2 separate regions of the Homo sapiens genome follow, and region 2 is linked to region 1. Evidence: chromatin loops called from intact Hi-C (ENCODE). Cell type or tissue: heart right ventricle. All regions are shown on one strand.

The links. Peaks named below come from ENCODE experiments on the same cell type or tissue, not always from the same donor. Only the 100,000 strongest peaks of a DNase experiment are listed, where the experiment ranks them.
Region 2: a loop joins it to region 1, with 6 times the contacts of the local background. A loop is called at or near these places in 49 of 110 quality-filtered maps.

The regions. Positions count from the first base shown.
Region 1 is chr19:53,428,217-53,436,216 of GRCh38, reverse strand. The region is part of intron 9 of ZNF765-ZNF761 (ZNF765-ZNF761 readthrough); the gene reads right to left. It overlaps ZNF761 (zinc finger protein 761), which reads right to left and starts at 4,233. Exons shown (of 5, transcript NM_001289951.2): 1 at 4,189-4,233. It also overlaps the pseudogene TPM3P9. RefSeq lists a silencer at 4,277-4,356. In heart right ventricle, a CTCF peak has its summit at 4,384 (motif pointing right); DNase peaks (open chromatin) are centred at 3,696 and 4,306; H3K4me3 peaks cover 2,321 bases; H3K27ac peaks cover 1,531 bases.
Region 2 is chr19:53,743,184-53,751,183 of GRCh38, reverse strand. MIR521-1 (microRNA 521-1) reads right to left here and starts at 2,548; the gene lies at 2,462-2,548. LOC124904765 (a long non-coding RNA gene) reads right to left here. Exons shown (of 6, transcript XR_007067334.1): 3 at 4,778-4,981; 4 at 4,040-4,278; 5 at 2,794-2,916. It also overlaps the pseudogene RNU6-982P and the pseudogene RNU6-751P. RefSeq lists an enhancer at 3,384-3,982 and a silencer at 5,041-5,253. In heart right ventricle, a CTCF peak has its summit at 4,681 (motif pointing right); a DNase peak (open chromatin) is centred at 4,703; H3K27me3 peaks cover 572 bases.

The DNA of each region.
Region 1 (8,000 bases):
TGTACTGTAATCTTGTCCACTCCCACTGCTGTTAAATTTGCAGGAATCATGCCATAGGTCCACCACAGTCAGCTGAAACCAGCAGTTCAGGACAAGTGGAACAGCCAGCAAGACCCAGATCATCCAACTCAGCCGATCCTGAGATGAGACCAAGCTGCTGCTGAGGACGACAGCCCTGCTCTGGTCACTCTGGAGGCTGACCAGTCTATGCACAGCTGAAGCTGGAGGGGACGACAAGCCCAGCTCTAGTCACACACCAGAAGCTGACTAGTCTACGCACGGCCGAAGCTTGAGGACTCGTCAAGCAAGTAAATGTGGTTAGAAATCTTAAGACTAGTAGTTTTCCTTGTAATACTAACTGTTTTATTATTGTTCTGTCGTTGTGCTCAACCTCCTCTGCCAGGCAAGGCCCTCTTCTGTCCTTGCTGGATATGAACATGCTGTACACTGTTTTGCTGTTGTCACCCCCCTTAACCATGGTAGAAGAAGCAACTATAGAAATGTGTCCCCACTGTACACATACTACCTGGTCAGGGAACAGGATAACTAAGACTCTACTGCACCATACTTATTATGAGTGTACAAGGACTCACTTAAGAACTTGTACTTATAAAGGCCAGGCACAGTTGCTCATGCCTGTAATTCCAGCCCTTTTGGAGGCCACGATGGGTGGATCACCTGAGGTCGGGAGTTCGAGACCAGCCTCACCAACATGGAGAACCCCGTATTGAATAAAAATACAAAATTAAACAGGCATGGTGGCGCATGCCTGTAATCACAGCCTTTCAGGAGGCTGAGGCAGGAGAATCGCTTGAACCCAGGAGGTGGAGGTTGTGGTGAGCCGTGGTCATGCCATTGCACTCCAGACTGGGCAACAAGAGCAAAACTCCATCTCAAAAAAAAAAAAAAAAAAAAAAAAAAAAAAAAGGACTTGTATTTATAGCCAGACGACCTACTCAGTTACTCAATTTGTGACCAGGAAATAACCAACCTTATGTATGTTATAACCCCAAGATTTCACCTGGTGAATAGTTTAAATTCGTGCAAGGTCAAAAGAAAGTCACCTCTTAAACCAAACCAAGGTCCCCCCCTTTTACCGATGGCCTATTTCTCTGTATTTTGATGCTTGTCCAACCTGTAATCCTGTAAATTTCACCATTCTAAAGCCAGACTTACCCATGCGGACTGCAGGTTACCCCATACGTGTCTCCACACACACCTACCCAGCAACCTACCTATATGTTATCAAAAAGGAACCCGGACCAGCAACAATTCCGAGTCTTTAAATCATTCCATAAGCATGTAGACCAGAAGTTACCAGAGCATCATCCTTTAGCTAAAAACCTGTTTGCTTGGTTAGCTGAAAACATTGATTGCTAGCAGCTTAAGCATTTCCTCATGTTGTTTGTAGAAGGACGAACATAGTAGACCAATGGCCTTAAGAAGCAAAAGAGTTAATGCCACAAGATAATTTAACTCTAACTGACTCTTCCCCCGAACCGATGCCCACAAGTTCAAGCACCTAGCTCTTAAAAACTTCTATTATCAGGAGATACTGGGTTGCTCACTAAGGAAAAGCTTTTACAGACTCACTGGAAGAATTAACTTGTTTAAGACAGCAATATTATAATAAAACACTAAAGAAAACTTTGTGGCAAGGCAAAGATGACTCCAGATCACCTCATCCAAACCCATTCTCCTGTTTCTCTTCTCTAAACCACACCTAGTATCAGCTTGAAGCTCCAAATACCTGGCAAGCACCCTCTGGTCTCTATTGGATCTGTGGGCCACAGGCCTACCGACAGTTGCCAGGAAAATGGACAAGGGCTAGTGTACTTGAAACAATTAGACCATCTTTCTTCTTACTCCCACTGCAACAGGGAGAAACTTGAAGGTATCCTGTCTACAATAAAATTAAAGAAAAAAACAAAAGATATATAGACATAAGGAAATACATAGAAATAGAAGATTAGAAAGACACAGATTTGCCTCCTGAAAGACTAATTCAGTACTCTAGGCCAGCTACCTGGGCACAAGATAAGTCACGAAGGTATTGCACCCCAATTTACACACTTAACCGCATCATAAACTCGCAAGCAGTACTTGAAATCATCACTAATGAAACAGCAAATGCATTAGACTTACTGGCCCAGCAAGCCACAAAAACGAGAAATGCCATCTACCAAAATAGATTAGCTTTAGACTACCTCCTAGCCTAGGAAGGAGGAGTATGTAGAAAGTGTAATCTAACTAATTGCTGCCTAGAAATCAATGACAATAGGAAGGCTATTAAAGAAATAACTGTAAGAATGAAAAAATTAGCCCACGTTCCAGTCCGGACTTAGACAAAATAGACTCTTGAGTCCGTCTTTAGAGGCTGGTTTTCCTCCTTCAGTAGATTCAAAACCTTAATAGGAGTAGTTCTAGCCATACTAAGAATTGGTTTGATACTCCCTTACCTCTTACCTCTCCGTGTTAAGAGCATTCAATCAACTATAGAAGCAATTGCGACCAGGCAGACTACCACTCAGCTAATAGCCCGATATAAATATCAGCCAGTGCTCTTTCATGAAGAATCCAGTAATAGTGATGTCTTCTAGTAAAATCTTGTTCATAAAAGGCATCTAAGGGAGAAAACTGAGGCAGAAAGTTAAAAAACAAACATGCATTCATTCACTCCAAGAAAAGTAACAGGCAAGGCAAGGGTTAAAAAGAAAAGAAGAACAAGTTTTCCTCTGCCTAGCAAGCTCGACTTGGCGAAGTCGAAGCCAAAGAAATGGGCTCCAGACAGCCCCCCACCTTCCCAGAACAAGAGTGAAGAAAAAAAAAAAAAGGACAAATGTGTGTATTTAGCTGTTCTTGTTTTTCTTTCAACTCAGCTACGAGGCCACCAGCTATGGAAGGACACAAGTTATGCTATGCTATAGATTACATGACCTATCATTATATGATTAACTGCTTTTATTCTGCTTCTGAAAGCAAAAAACCCCACTCCGTCTTTGTTGAAATGCTCAGCTTTTTAGATGTAAATCCACTGAGCCGGTGCGTATCTTAAATAAACATCCTTTTGTCTCCCCCATATCAGTCTGTCTAGTCCTCAGTTTCCCGCAACACCATCTCTGCGCCTCCTTTGCTCTCCCCGTTAAATTCTCTCTTCCCTGTTATACCCCCCTGTCCCCACTCTCTAGCACCCCAGATCCCCAGGTGTCCTCCCTGCTGTGCTTCTCCCTCTGTTCTCCTTGCCACCAGCACCACTCTGCTCTGTCTGCCCTGGCTCCAAATCCCTCCTCCTCTCCCTCACCCTGATGAGCCTCCCTCTTTGCTGTCCCTCTCCCTACCTTGCTGTCCTTCATCTCTCTGTACATCCAGCTTTTCTCTACATTTCTGCACTTGCTTTTCTCCTCCTGCTTTCTTATCGTTTTCTTTTCACTTTTGCTGTCTCTTGGCAAATCCCTCACCCATCCTCTACTTTGCCATCTGTTATAGGTCTTTCTCATTCTTCTTTTCTGTCTCAGGTTTTCCACTGCTCTCTGTCCGTCTCCTGATCCCTTTGGCCCACACAGTCACAGGAGGGTTTGGAGTAAGACGCCTGCATCCCGGGGGAGCGCATTTTCCAGGGGCTGGAGCTGGGCAGGCAGTAACACCCCGCGTCACAGGACAGGCCCCGGGCACCTCCCCAACGCGGGCTCAGGGGAAGCGGTGATTGTGGAGGCGAAACCCGTGGAGCAGCAGGGCCCGGCACAAGGAGGGAGGTGAAGGGGCGACAGCACCTTAAGGCAAGGGTGGGGTCTGCAGGATCCTAGGACCAGGCAGAGGACGCGGCCTTTCCGGGACTGGGGCAGCGGCGCTGGGCTCCAGGGGCCGACAAAGGCGAGAATCCACCTCTCAGGTGAGGACTTTAAAAAGCGCGGGGCGGGAGGAGTCAGAAAAAGGTTTACAGCAGGAAAACTACAGGTTAGAAAGTGTATACATTGCCCTGTAGCAGAAACACCCGGGACGGGACCAGCCTCAGGGGGACCTTAAACCCAAAAGGAACCGACCCACGGCCTCTCACGAGGTCGTCTCAATTTGCTCTGAGTGAAGGAAGACGGCTGAGAATTTCCAGGTTTGTGGGGATCCCAAGTCCCAGGTACAGAAGCGCCAGGAACCTGGAAGAGCAGACTTAATACAAGACAGGGCGAAACTCACGCGCCGCGGTGGCACCGTCACTCCACGCTATCCGCTTCCTGGTCTGCACGAATCTGCGCGCGCAGAGCAGAAGCCAGGCCTGGGCGGGACCCGCAAGGAGGTGGGCGGGGCCTGGACGAGGCAGGGGCGGGGCGCGAGGCGGAGAGACCTTGCGCTTTAGAGCCGGCAGAGGGCGGGGCCGGGGCGTGACCGGTGCTCCTCTCAGCTTCTCTCCTAGCACCTGTTTTCGGGTGGTGAAGGTGAGACCGCCCAGGAAGGCTGACGCATGGACTCAAAAGCCCTGGAATTGTCTGGAACGGGATACAAACTAGAATGTAAAATGCAAGGCCCTGCCTGGGCGGAACGTACGATTTCATGCTGACGGCCCACAGAACAGAACAGAAATCCTCTCCCTTTCTATTCTCCACTCACTCAGGAGGGAGAGTCCACCCCGTGCTCAGCTGCAGAGACTTCCCTAGGGCCTCCCCCTGGGATGCGGGACGGAATGCTCAGGCCAGCCAGGGGCGACCTGCTGGATAAACACAGCAAGGATTCAGGCGCGGGGGCGGGAGCCTGAGTTCCCAGCTACTCAGGAAGCAGCGGCGAGAGGATCGCTGAGCCTGGGGGTCCAGGCCAGCCTGGGCGACAAAGTAACACCCCTCCCTCAGGACTCCCTCCCTCGTCTCTCTCTCTTTTTTTCTCCATTTTTTAACGTTAAAATAAAATTTTGATTGTGTGAGATAGGGATACATTATTCTTTTCCATGTGGATATCCAGTTAGTTGTCCCAGCACATTTGTAGAAGAGATCTATTACTTTCTTTTATTTATTTACTTATTTCTTTTCTTTTATTTTGAGACAGAGCATTTCTCTGTCGCCCAGGCTGGAGTGCAGTGGCAGGAACTGGGCTCACTGCAGCCTCTGCCTCCTGGGTTCAAGCGATTCCCCTGCCTCAGCCTCCGGAGTACCTGCCATTACAGGCGCGTGCCACCATGCCCGGCTAATTTTTGTATTTTTGTAGGTGGGTTCCCCATGTTGGCCAGCTGGTCTCAACCTCCTGACTTCAAGTGATCCACCTGCCTCGGCCTCCCAAAGTACTGGGATTACAGGCGTGAGCCACTGTGCCTGGCCCCCCCAAAATACTTTTTACTTCACTGTCTAATTGTTGAGAAAATATAATTGAAAACAAACAAAAAGTCTTTCTCCAAATGAGAAATCATCTCCACGATGATCATAGAGAAAGAAATTAAAACCATTTCATTAATAAATAAGCCTTAGACCAGATTGTGATGCGAAATACAGGCAAACAGCTAAGAGGTTGAAAAAAGAGAAAGAAACTTTACTGTTCTATACAACCCATTAAGGACATGTTTTCAAGATAAACGCTAATCAGTCCTCAGGGAAGAGGACTTGACAACACTCTTGGTCACACATAGTTCATCCTGACTCTACTTGGTAATGGAGGTGACCATCTGTGTCAGCTAATTAGCTTCATTCTGAGGGACGGGGAGTAACACTAACCCATGTCTTTCTGACAAGTGTGAGTTTTACAACATAGCGACAGGTGCCCTCTCTGGTGAGGCTCCTACAGTCTGACAGAAACTGATATCAGCAGTAAATAATAAAATTTAGAATATATGATTAAGCACAGAGTTTATTTGAACACAAAGCATGAGGATAGCCACCTGGAAACATCAACTCCAAATGAATGGGATCAGCGTTCCCTTAGGTTTCACACACACGGAAAGACAGAGAAGCTTTAGAAGAATCACCACATTTTCCATTCAAGACCAGTACATAGGGTGCAGCAAGGTGATTGGTTATGGATTGATATACTTCAAGGAAGGTTACTTTATCACTCAATATAAAGGGACAATGATCCCAGGAGGTCTTATCTCTGGGGCTGCTTAGTCTTTTTAATTATTTACAGGAAAATTCTCTCTCTCTTTTTTTTTTTTTTTGGACGTAGTCTTGCTCTCTCACCCAGGCTGGAGTGCAGAGGCATGATGTCAGCTCACTGCAACCTACACCTCTCAGATTCAAGCAGTTCTCCTGCCTCAGCCTCCCAAGTAGCTGGGATTACAGGCATCCACCACCACATCTGGCTAATGTTTGCATTTTTAGTTGAGACAGGGTTTCACCATGTTAGCCAGGCTGGTCTTGAACTCTTGACCTCCGGTGATCTGCTCACCTCAGCCTCCGAAAATGCTGGAATTACAGGCGTGAGCCACCGTGCCCAGCCTATAAGTGGCTTTTTTACAGCGAATGCTATGCAAAACTTCTCATCAGTCATCATCATATTCAATAGCATTGCTTTTATCATATCACGGAAACCATTATTCTCATTTGGAACAGTCTGCCATCAACCTTCACAAATGCATATGGAAGCCCTCATGCTGGACTTCTCCTCACCCTAGAATCACCTGGGGGCAGGGTAGTTAATTGAAACAGCATGGATGTTTCCCCCGACACCAATAGACAGACGCTATGGGGAGGGCACAGGTGATGGTAGTAACTGAATATGACCATTTGATCCAACTGGAAGCCTGGGCTGAGAGCCTCTTAGCTAAGCACTGACTCTCAAGCTTTAAGGTGAATATAAGTCATCTGGCACTCCACAACCCACTGTAATAATGTTTGATTCTGCAGGTTTGAGGTAGCATTTATAAATTGGCATCTTTAACAAGTTCCCTGTTAATGCCAATGTTTCTCCCCTCGGACCCATTGTCAGAAGCACTGAGCTACAGAAGGCATGCCCTGCACACCAGAGCCCCTTCCACCCAAATATCTGCTCTCAGCACAGATACTGTTGGTTCCCAGGGGAGACCATAAATCACAGTCTTGAAAAGTCACTTTCTCTTTTTTTTTTCTTTCTTTTTTTCAGATGGAGTCTCGCTCTGTCGTCCAAAGTGCTGGGATTACAGGCTTGAGCCACCGCGACTGGCCTGATAGGAGGTGTTTAAAAGGAGCTTCAAAAGAGGTCAGTGCTCTACACTGAACGAAGGATGGAGGGTAATGGTAATGCCTCCACATTAAAATGACACAAATGCTGCTGTCTTACTGAAGTTTGGTACTTTCTGTGGGATAGATACTTTTCACTTTGTTCTGTGGCTTTGGTAAATTTCAGAAGTCTGAAATGATTGATTTTAGTGACTTTGCGAGTGTTTTCATCATTTTGCAGAGGAGACTTGGTTTCTTGTGGTTTGCATTCATCAGTGTCAGAAGCTGATCTCTCTATTCAATCTTGCAGTTTTAAGTAATGCATTGAACAGTCACATAACAGAACGCTGAGCAGGAGAACTAAATTTCTAGTGTAATCAGAATGGCAGGCACTAAATGAATTATTTTACAATAAGCCTGTGTCCTTTTTATTAACTGTTCAGTGGAGAAGTTTGGAGTCTATAAACTTGTAATAAATGTGGCCTGTAAGAACTACAAATACTGGAAAGCTCTGAGGATGTAATTTCTAATTTGATGAAGAAAACATTCTCTTTAATTAACTTGGCAAGGAGAAGGCTTCAATAAAAAGAAAGGCAACTATGCCTGGGGCGGAGCTGGAGTGGAAATAAGATGGCAGACATTGGACGTCATTGAAGGCCTGGTGATGTGGTTTTAGTCCATGTGCCAAGAGCAAAAAGTTATTTAAAATATATTAGTTAGGGCCGGGTGCAGCGGCTCATGCCTATAATCCCAGCACCTTGGGAGACCAAGGGCGGGTGGATCATATGACGTCCGGAGTTCAAGACCAGCCTGACCCATGTGGTGAAACCGCATCTCTAATAAAAATACAAAAAAATTAGCTAGTGGTGGTGGCATGTGCCTGTAATCCCAGCA
Region 2 (8,000 bases), 310 kb before region 1:
TTGTTGGAATTTTCCTTGACCAGGTTAAAACAGACACAAAAATAAGCACGCATTTATTGGTCCTGTTTGCATGTTTTCTGGAATCCAGAATATAAACCCCTAAAAGGACCATCTCCAGTTCCTTGCTTCAAAGAATCAGCAGGTTAGCTTTGTTTATCAAGGGGCAATCCTCCTGAGCTTTGTCTCCAGAAAGAAAAAGCAATGCCTACTACACATACCTCATATTTACCCAAGAGAATTGGGCTGGATTTCTAGACAACAGCAATGGATGGAGAGCCCAGTGTTCACTTGAGTCCCAGCACAGGGACACACAGTCCTGACGGGAGCATCCAAACTGCAATCTAAGATGTTGAAGAATGTACATTGTCTCACACACAAACATTTTCCAGGATAGACCACAGGTTACGCTGTAAAAGCTCCTCAGTAACATTTGAACAGAGATACACAAGTACAGGTGGGGCGTGGCGGCTCACACCTCTAATTCCAGCACTTTAGGAGGCCGTGATGGGAGGATCACCTGAGCACAGGAGTTTGAGACCAGCCCCGGCAACATTGTGAAACCCCATGTGTACAAAAAATACAAAAGTGAGCCAGGTGTGGTAGTGCGTGCCTGTAGACACTAATTCAGTAGGCTTAGGTCGGGGGTGGAGGTTGCAGTGAGCTGAGATCACACCACTACACTCCAGCCTGGATGACAGAGCCAGACCTTGTCTCAAAAATAACCAACCAAACAAAACACACACACACACACACACACACACACACACACACACACACACACAAATACCCAAAGTGATATAAGACTATTCTCTGTGCATAGAAGAGTATTTTGTGTGTATGTGATATTACATATATAAAAATATATCATGGCCGGGCATGGTGGCTCACATCTGTAATCCCAGCACTTTGGGAGGCTGAGGTGGATGGATCATCTGAGGTCAGGAGTTCGAGACCAGCCTGACCAACATGGAGAAACCCCATCTCTACTCTAAATACAAAAAATTAGCTAGGCTTGGTGGCACATGCAAGCAATCCCAGCTACTTGGGAGGCTGAGGCAGGAGAATCGCTTGAACCCAGGAGGCAGAGGTTGCCGTGAGCTGAGATCGTGACATTGCACTCCAGCCTGGGCAACAAGAGTGAAACTGTGTCTCAAAAAACAAACAAACAGAAAAAACAAAAAAGAAAGCTCCATATATTGTATTCTCACAGGAAGTATAATTCCTACGCATATGTGCTTGCTTTGGCAATACGCATAAAAAAATTGAAATAACAAAGATTACCATGACCCCTGCACAAAGGTGACACTCAAATTCATAATGGTACCATATTTATCTATTTAATTCTTTTTACTTTTATTTTGTTTATTTATTTACTTATTTTTGATACAGAGTCTCGCACTGTCGCCCAGGCTGGAGTGCAATGGCCCGATCTCGGCTCACTGCAACCTCCGCTTCCTGGGTTCACACGATTCTCCTGCCTCAGCCTCCCAAGTAGCTGGGACTACAGGTGCCAGCCACCATGCCCAGCTACTTTTTTGTATTTTTAGTAGAGATGGGGTTTCGCCATGTTGGCCAGGCTGGTCTCGAACTCCTGACCTTGTGATTTACCCGCCTTGCCTCCCAAAGTGCTGGGATTACAGACGTGAGCCACCCTGTCTGCCCTACTTATTTATTTTTTGAGACAGAATCTCGCTCTGTCGCCCAGGCTAGAGTGCAATGGTATGATTTCGTCTCACTGCAATCTCCTCTTCCTGGGTTCAAGAGGTTCTTCTGCCACAGCCCCCCAAGCAGCTAAGATTACAGGTGTAATTTTGTATTTTTAGTAGAGTCGAGGTTTTGCCTTGTTGGCCCAGCCAGCCTTTAACTCCTGACCTCAGGTGATCCACCTGTCTCGGCCTCCCAAAGGGCTGGGATTACAGGCATGTGCCACCACGCTCGGCCTATTTTTTATTTTTTTGAGATGGAGTCTCACTCTGTTGCCCAGGCTGGAGTGCAGTGGAACGAACTCAGCTCACTGAAAGCTCAGCCTCCTGTCTCTACTAAAAATACAAAAATTAAGGCCGGGCGCAGTGGTTCACGCCTGTAATCCCAGCACTTTTGGAGGCCAAGGCGGGTGGATCACAAGGTCAGGAGATCAAGACCATCCTGGCTAACACAGTGAAACTCTGTGTCTACTAAAAATACAAAAAATTAGCCAGGCGTGGTGGCGGGCGCCTGTAGTCCCAGCTACTCAAGAGGCAGAAGAATGGCGTGAACCTGGGAGGCGGAGGTTGCAGTGAGCTGAGAACACGCCACTGCACTCCAGCCTGGGCGACAGAGCAAGCCTCCATCTCAAAAGCAAAACAAAACAAACAAACAAAAAACTCAAAACCAAAACAGAACTACACCGTCGTCCAAGTCTGATGATAAGCAGGCTCTGCAAACTTATTACCAAGATCAGCATCAGCTTCAACGTTGCTTTTCTCACACGGTAACACTCTAAAGGGAAGTGCGTTCTTTTCTTTTAGACAACAGAAAGTTCTTCCCTTTGGAGGGTCACAGCCTGAGATCTTCTTGCTCCAGGACTCTGGGTTTTTTGGTGAAATTTTCGTTTACCAGGTTAAAATGGACAGAAAAATAAAGATGCATTCATTGTCCCTGTTTGCATGTTTTCTGGAATCCAGAATATAAACCCCTAAAAAAACCATCTCCAGTTCCTTGCTTCAAAGGCTCAGCAGGTTAGCCTTGTTCATGCAGGGGCAACCCTCCTGAGTTTTGTCTCCAGAAAGAAAAATCAATGCCGACTAGACATACCTTATATTTCACCAAGAGAATAGGGCAGGATTTCTAGAGAACAGCAATGGATTTTGAGCCAAGTGTTCACTCGAGTTCCAGCACAGGGACACACAGTCCCGATGGGAGCATCCAAAATGGAATCTAAAATGTTGAAAATGTACATTGTTATATACACAAACATCCTCCAGGATAGACCACAGACTAGGATGTAAAAGCTCCTCAATACAATTTGAGCAGAAACAAACAAGTACGGGTGTGGCACGGTGGCTCACACCATTAATCACAGCAGTTTAGGAGGCCGAGGTGGGAGGACCACTTGAGCTCAGGGGTTCAAGACCAGCCTGGGCAACATGGTGAAACCTCATCTGTACAAAAAATGCAAAAGTTAGCCAGGTGTGGGGGTGCATGCCTGGAGACAGGTATTCAGGAGGCTGACATGGGAGGTGGAGGTTGCGGTGAGCTGAGATCACACCACTGCACTACAGCCTGGGCAACAGAGTGAGACTGTCTCAACAACAAACAAATAAATCAATTAAAAAAATGCAAAAATTAGCCGGGCGTGGTGGCACATGCCTGTAACCCTGCTCGGGAGGCTGAGGCCAGAGAATTGCTTGAACCCAGGAGACAGAGATTGCAGTGAGCCAAGTTCCTGCCACTGAACTCCAGCCAGGGTAACAGAGTGAGACTCTGTTTCAAAAAGAGGACCACTTGAGCCCAAGAGATCTAGGTTGGATGTGCCACTGCACTCCAGCCTGGGCAACAGAGACACCCTGTCTCAGATAAAAAACAAAACAAAAACAAAACCCCACCATCATCCACGTCTGACCATAAGCATGCTCTGCAAATGTATTACCAAGATCAGCGTCAACTTCAATGCTGCTTTTCTCAAACCGTAACCCTCTGAAAGAAAGCACTTTCTGGGCGGGCGTGGTGGCTCACGCCTGTAATCCCAGCACTTTGGGAGGCCGAGGCGGGTGGATCATGAGGTCAGGAGATCGAGACCATCCTGCCTAACAAGATGAAACCCCGTCTCTACTAAAAATACAAAAAATTAGCCGGGCTTGGTGGCGGGCGCCTGTAGTCCCAGCTACACAGGAGGCTGAGGCAGGAGAATGGCATGAACCCGGGAGGCGGAGCTTGCAGTGAGCCAAGATCACGCCACTGCATTCCAGCCTGGGCGACAGAGCGAGACATTGTCTCAAAAAAAAAAAAAAAAAAAAAAAAGGACTTTCTTTTCTTTAAGACAACAGAAAGTGCTTCTTACCTCTAGATGGCCACAGCCTGAGAGCCTGAGATCTTGCTCCAACACCGTGGATTTTTTGTTGGAATTCTCCTGACCAGGTCAAAATGGGCACCAAAATAAAGATGCATTTATGGGTCCTGTTTGCATGTTTCCTGGAATCCAGAATATAAACCCTTAGAAGGACCATCTCCAGTTCCTTGCTTCAGAGAATCAGCAGGTTAGCCTTGTTTATCATAGCACAATCCTCCTGAGTTTTGTCTCTGGAAAGAAGAAGCAATGCCTACTAGAAATACATTATATTTAACCAAGAGAAACGGGCAGGATTTCTGTGGGTGGCAAGCCACCCAGGTGCCGAGGCAAGAGACCGAAGGCACAAGCTGTTCCGGTATAATAAAGAAACTCACCACAAGCCGTTCCAGTATAACAAAGAAAATATATAGAATAAGACTAGTTATACTAGAAATAGATTATAGATATGATTATATATGAATATTATTAATCATTAGTTTGTAGCATTACTCTTTATTCCAATATTATAATAATCTTTGTTCTACAATCATAACCTAGGGAAAACCAGGCCATACAGAGATAGGAGCTGAAGGGACACGGTGAGAAGCGACCAGAAGACAAGAGCGTGAGCCCTCTGTCATGCCCGGACACGGCCACTAGAGGGCTCCCTGGTCCAGCGGTAACACCAGGGGGAAGGCACCCGTCACTTAGCACAGCGGTAGCGCCAGTGCCTGGGAAGGACCCCCTTACCTTCCCAAACCCGGAGAGGGAGTCTCCCTTTCTCCAGGGGAGTTAGAGAAGACTCTGCTCCACCACCTCTTGTGGAAAGCCTGACATCAGTCAAGCCCGCCCGCAGCCGTCTGGTGGCCTAAACGTCTCCCTGTGATGCTGTGCTTCAGCGGTCACGCTCCTGGTCCACTTTCACGTTCCGCTCTGCACACCTGGCTCCGCCTTCTAGATAACGGTAGCAGAATAAGTGAAAGTATTAAAGTCTTTGATCTCTCCGAGAAATACATAGAAGAAATAATGACGTAAGCTGTCCCCAATCTCTCTCCGCCTAAGCTACCAAATAGGGAAGGGGCCCCCTGTCCGGTGGACACGTGACTCGCGTCATCTTACCTATCATTAGAGAAGACTCACACTTCTTACCCTGCCCTTTTGCCTCGTATACAATAAATAACGGCGCGGCCACGCATTCGGGGCCACTACCGGTCTCCACGTCTTGGTGGTAGTGGTCCCCCAGGCCCAGCTGCCTTTTCTTCTCTCTCTTTGTCTTGTGTCTTTATTTCTACAATCTCTCCTATCTGCTCACGAAGAGAAAAACCCACAGGCCCAGTAGGGCTGGACCCTACAGATCTCTAGAGAACAGCAGTGGATTTTGAGCCAAGTGTTCACTCGAGTTCCAGCACAGGGACACACAGTCCCGATGGGAGCATCCAAAACGGAATCTACGATGGTGAAGAATATACATTGTCGCACACACAAACATTCTCCAGGATAGACCACAGGCTGGGCGGTAAAAACTCCTCAATAAAATTTGAATAGAAATACACAAGTATGGCTGGGGTGCGGTGGCTCACACCTCTAATCCCAGCACTTTAGGGGCTGAGGCGGGAGGATCACCTGAGCTCAGGAGTTAGAGGCCAGCCCCGGCAACATGGTGTAACCCCATATGTACAAAAAATACAAAAGTTAGCCAGGTGTGCTGGTGCATGCCTGTAGACACTAATTCAGCAGGTTTAGGTGGGGGGCGGAGGTTGCAGTGAGTTGAGATCACACCACTACACTCCAGCCTGGGCGATAGAGCCAGACCTTGTCTCAGAAATAACCAAACAAACACACACACACACACACACACACACACACACACACACACAGAAACAAAGAAAAATACCCAAGGTGATATCAGGGTATTCTCTGTATTTAAACAGTATTTTGTGTGTATACGATTATATTATATATATGATGAAATACACATCATATTTTTGAGACCCTGTCTCAAAGAATGTTCCATATATTATATGCTCACAGGAAGGATAATTCCTACATGAGTGCTTGCTTTGGCAGTGCACATAAAAAAAATTGGAATGACAGAGATTACCCTGGCCCCTGCACAAAGGTGACATCCAAATTAATGATGTTCCTGTATTTATGTATTTATTTTTATTTATTGATTTTATGTCATTTTTATTATTTATTTATTTTTGAGACACAATCTTGCTCTGTGGCCCAGGCTGAAGTGCAATGGTGTGATTTCAGCTCACTGAAATCTCCTCCTCCTGGGTTCAAGCTATTCTCCTGCCTCAGCCTCTGGGTAGCCGGAATTACAGATGTGTACCACTGCACCCAGATAATTTTTGTATTTTTAGTAGAGACGAGGTTTTGCCATGTTGGCCCTGTTGGTCTTGAACTCCTGACCTCAGGTAATTCCTGTCTTGGCCTCCCGAAATGCTGGGATTACAGATGTGCACTACCACACCCCGCCTTTTTTTTTTTTTTTTTTTTTTTGAGACGGAGTCTTGCTCTGTCACCCAGGCTGGAGTGCAGTGGTGCGATCTCAGCTAACTGCAAGCTCCGCCTCCCGGGCTCAGGCCATTCTCCTGCCTCAGCCTTCTGAGTAGCTAGGAGTACAGGCGCACACCATCACGTCTGGCTAATTTTTTTTTTTTTTTTGTATTTTTACTAGAGACAGGGTTTCACCGTGTTAGCCAGGATGGTCTCAGTCTCCTGACCTTGTGATCCACCCACCTCGGCCTCCCAAAGTGCTGGGATTACAGGCGTGAGCCACCGCGCCCGGCCCACACCCAGCCTATTTTTTACTTTTTTGAGACTGAGTCTCACTCTGTTGCCCAGGCTGGAGTGCAGTGGCTCAATCTCAGCTCACTGAAAGCTCAGCCTCCTGGCTTCAAGTGATTCTCCTGCCTCAGCCTCCTGAGTAGCTGGGATTGCAGGGGTGCACCACCACCCCGTCTGGCTAATATCTATATTTTTAGTTCAGACGAGGTTTCATCATGTTGGCGAGGCTGGTCTCAAACAACTGACCTCAGGTGATCCTCCTATCTCAGCCTCCCAAAGTGCTGGAATTACAGGCGGGAGCCACCGTACCCAGACTAGTCCCATCATTAAAATTAGGGAAAAAACAAAGATGCCCACACCTGAACAGCAAATCATTTGTTGTTCAAGGACATCTCAGATACATTGTTTGTCTAAAATACAAGTTTAACTGAGGGCCCGGTGTGAACCAAATAATGGTTCTTACATTCTTCTTGTCTGTGCATGGGTTAATATTCACATGTAGTCCCATCTAGCAAGGACTGCGGGGGGCAGAGGCAGGAGGATCTAAGCCCACTTTAGCCAGGGTGGCATAGTGAGACCCCCGTCTCATGCATTTATTTCCTGGTCACGCACCCAAGATTTCAGCTTCATTTCCCCAATAAACACTGAAGCCCCATGCACTCCACCTCCGTGCTCTTGCTCATCCCATCTGCAGGGACACTGAGGTCCCTTCAACTCCACCTGACCCCACGTGAGGTTCTATACCAGTGCCAGAAAAATTTCGATAAAGTAAGAGGTGTTGATGGCCACGCACCATGGCTCATGCCTTTGGGAGGCCGAGGCGAGCAGCTCACGTGAGTTCAGAGGTTTGAGACCAGCCTGGTCAACATGGTGAAACCCCGTCTTTACTTGAAAAAAAAAAAAAAAAAAAAAAAATTCAGGCCGGGCATGTTGGCTCACACCTGTAATCCCAGCACTTTGGGAGACTGAGGCAGGTGAATCATTTGAGGTCAGGAGTTCGAGACCAGCCTGACCAACATGGGGAAGCCCCATATCTACTAAAAATACAAAATTAGCCAGGTGTGGTGGCACATGCCTGTAATCCTAGCTACTCAGGAGGCTGAGGCAGGAGAATCACTTGAACCCAGGAGGCTGAGGTTGTATGGGCCGAGATCATGTCATTGCCCTCCAGCCTGGG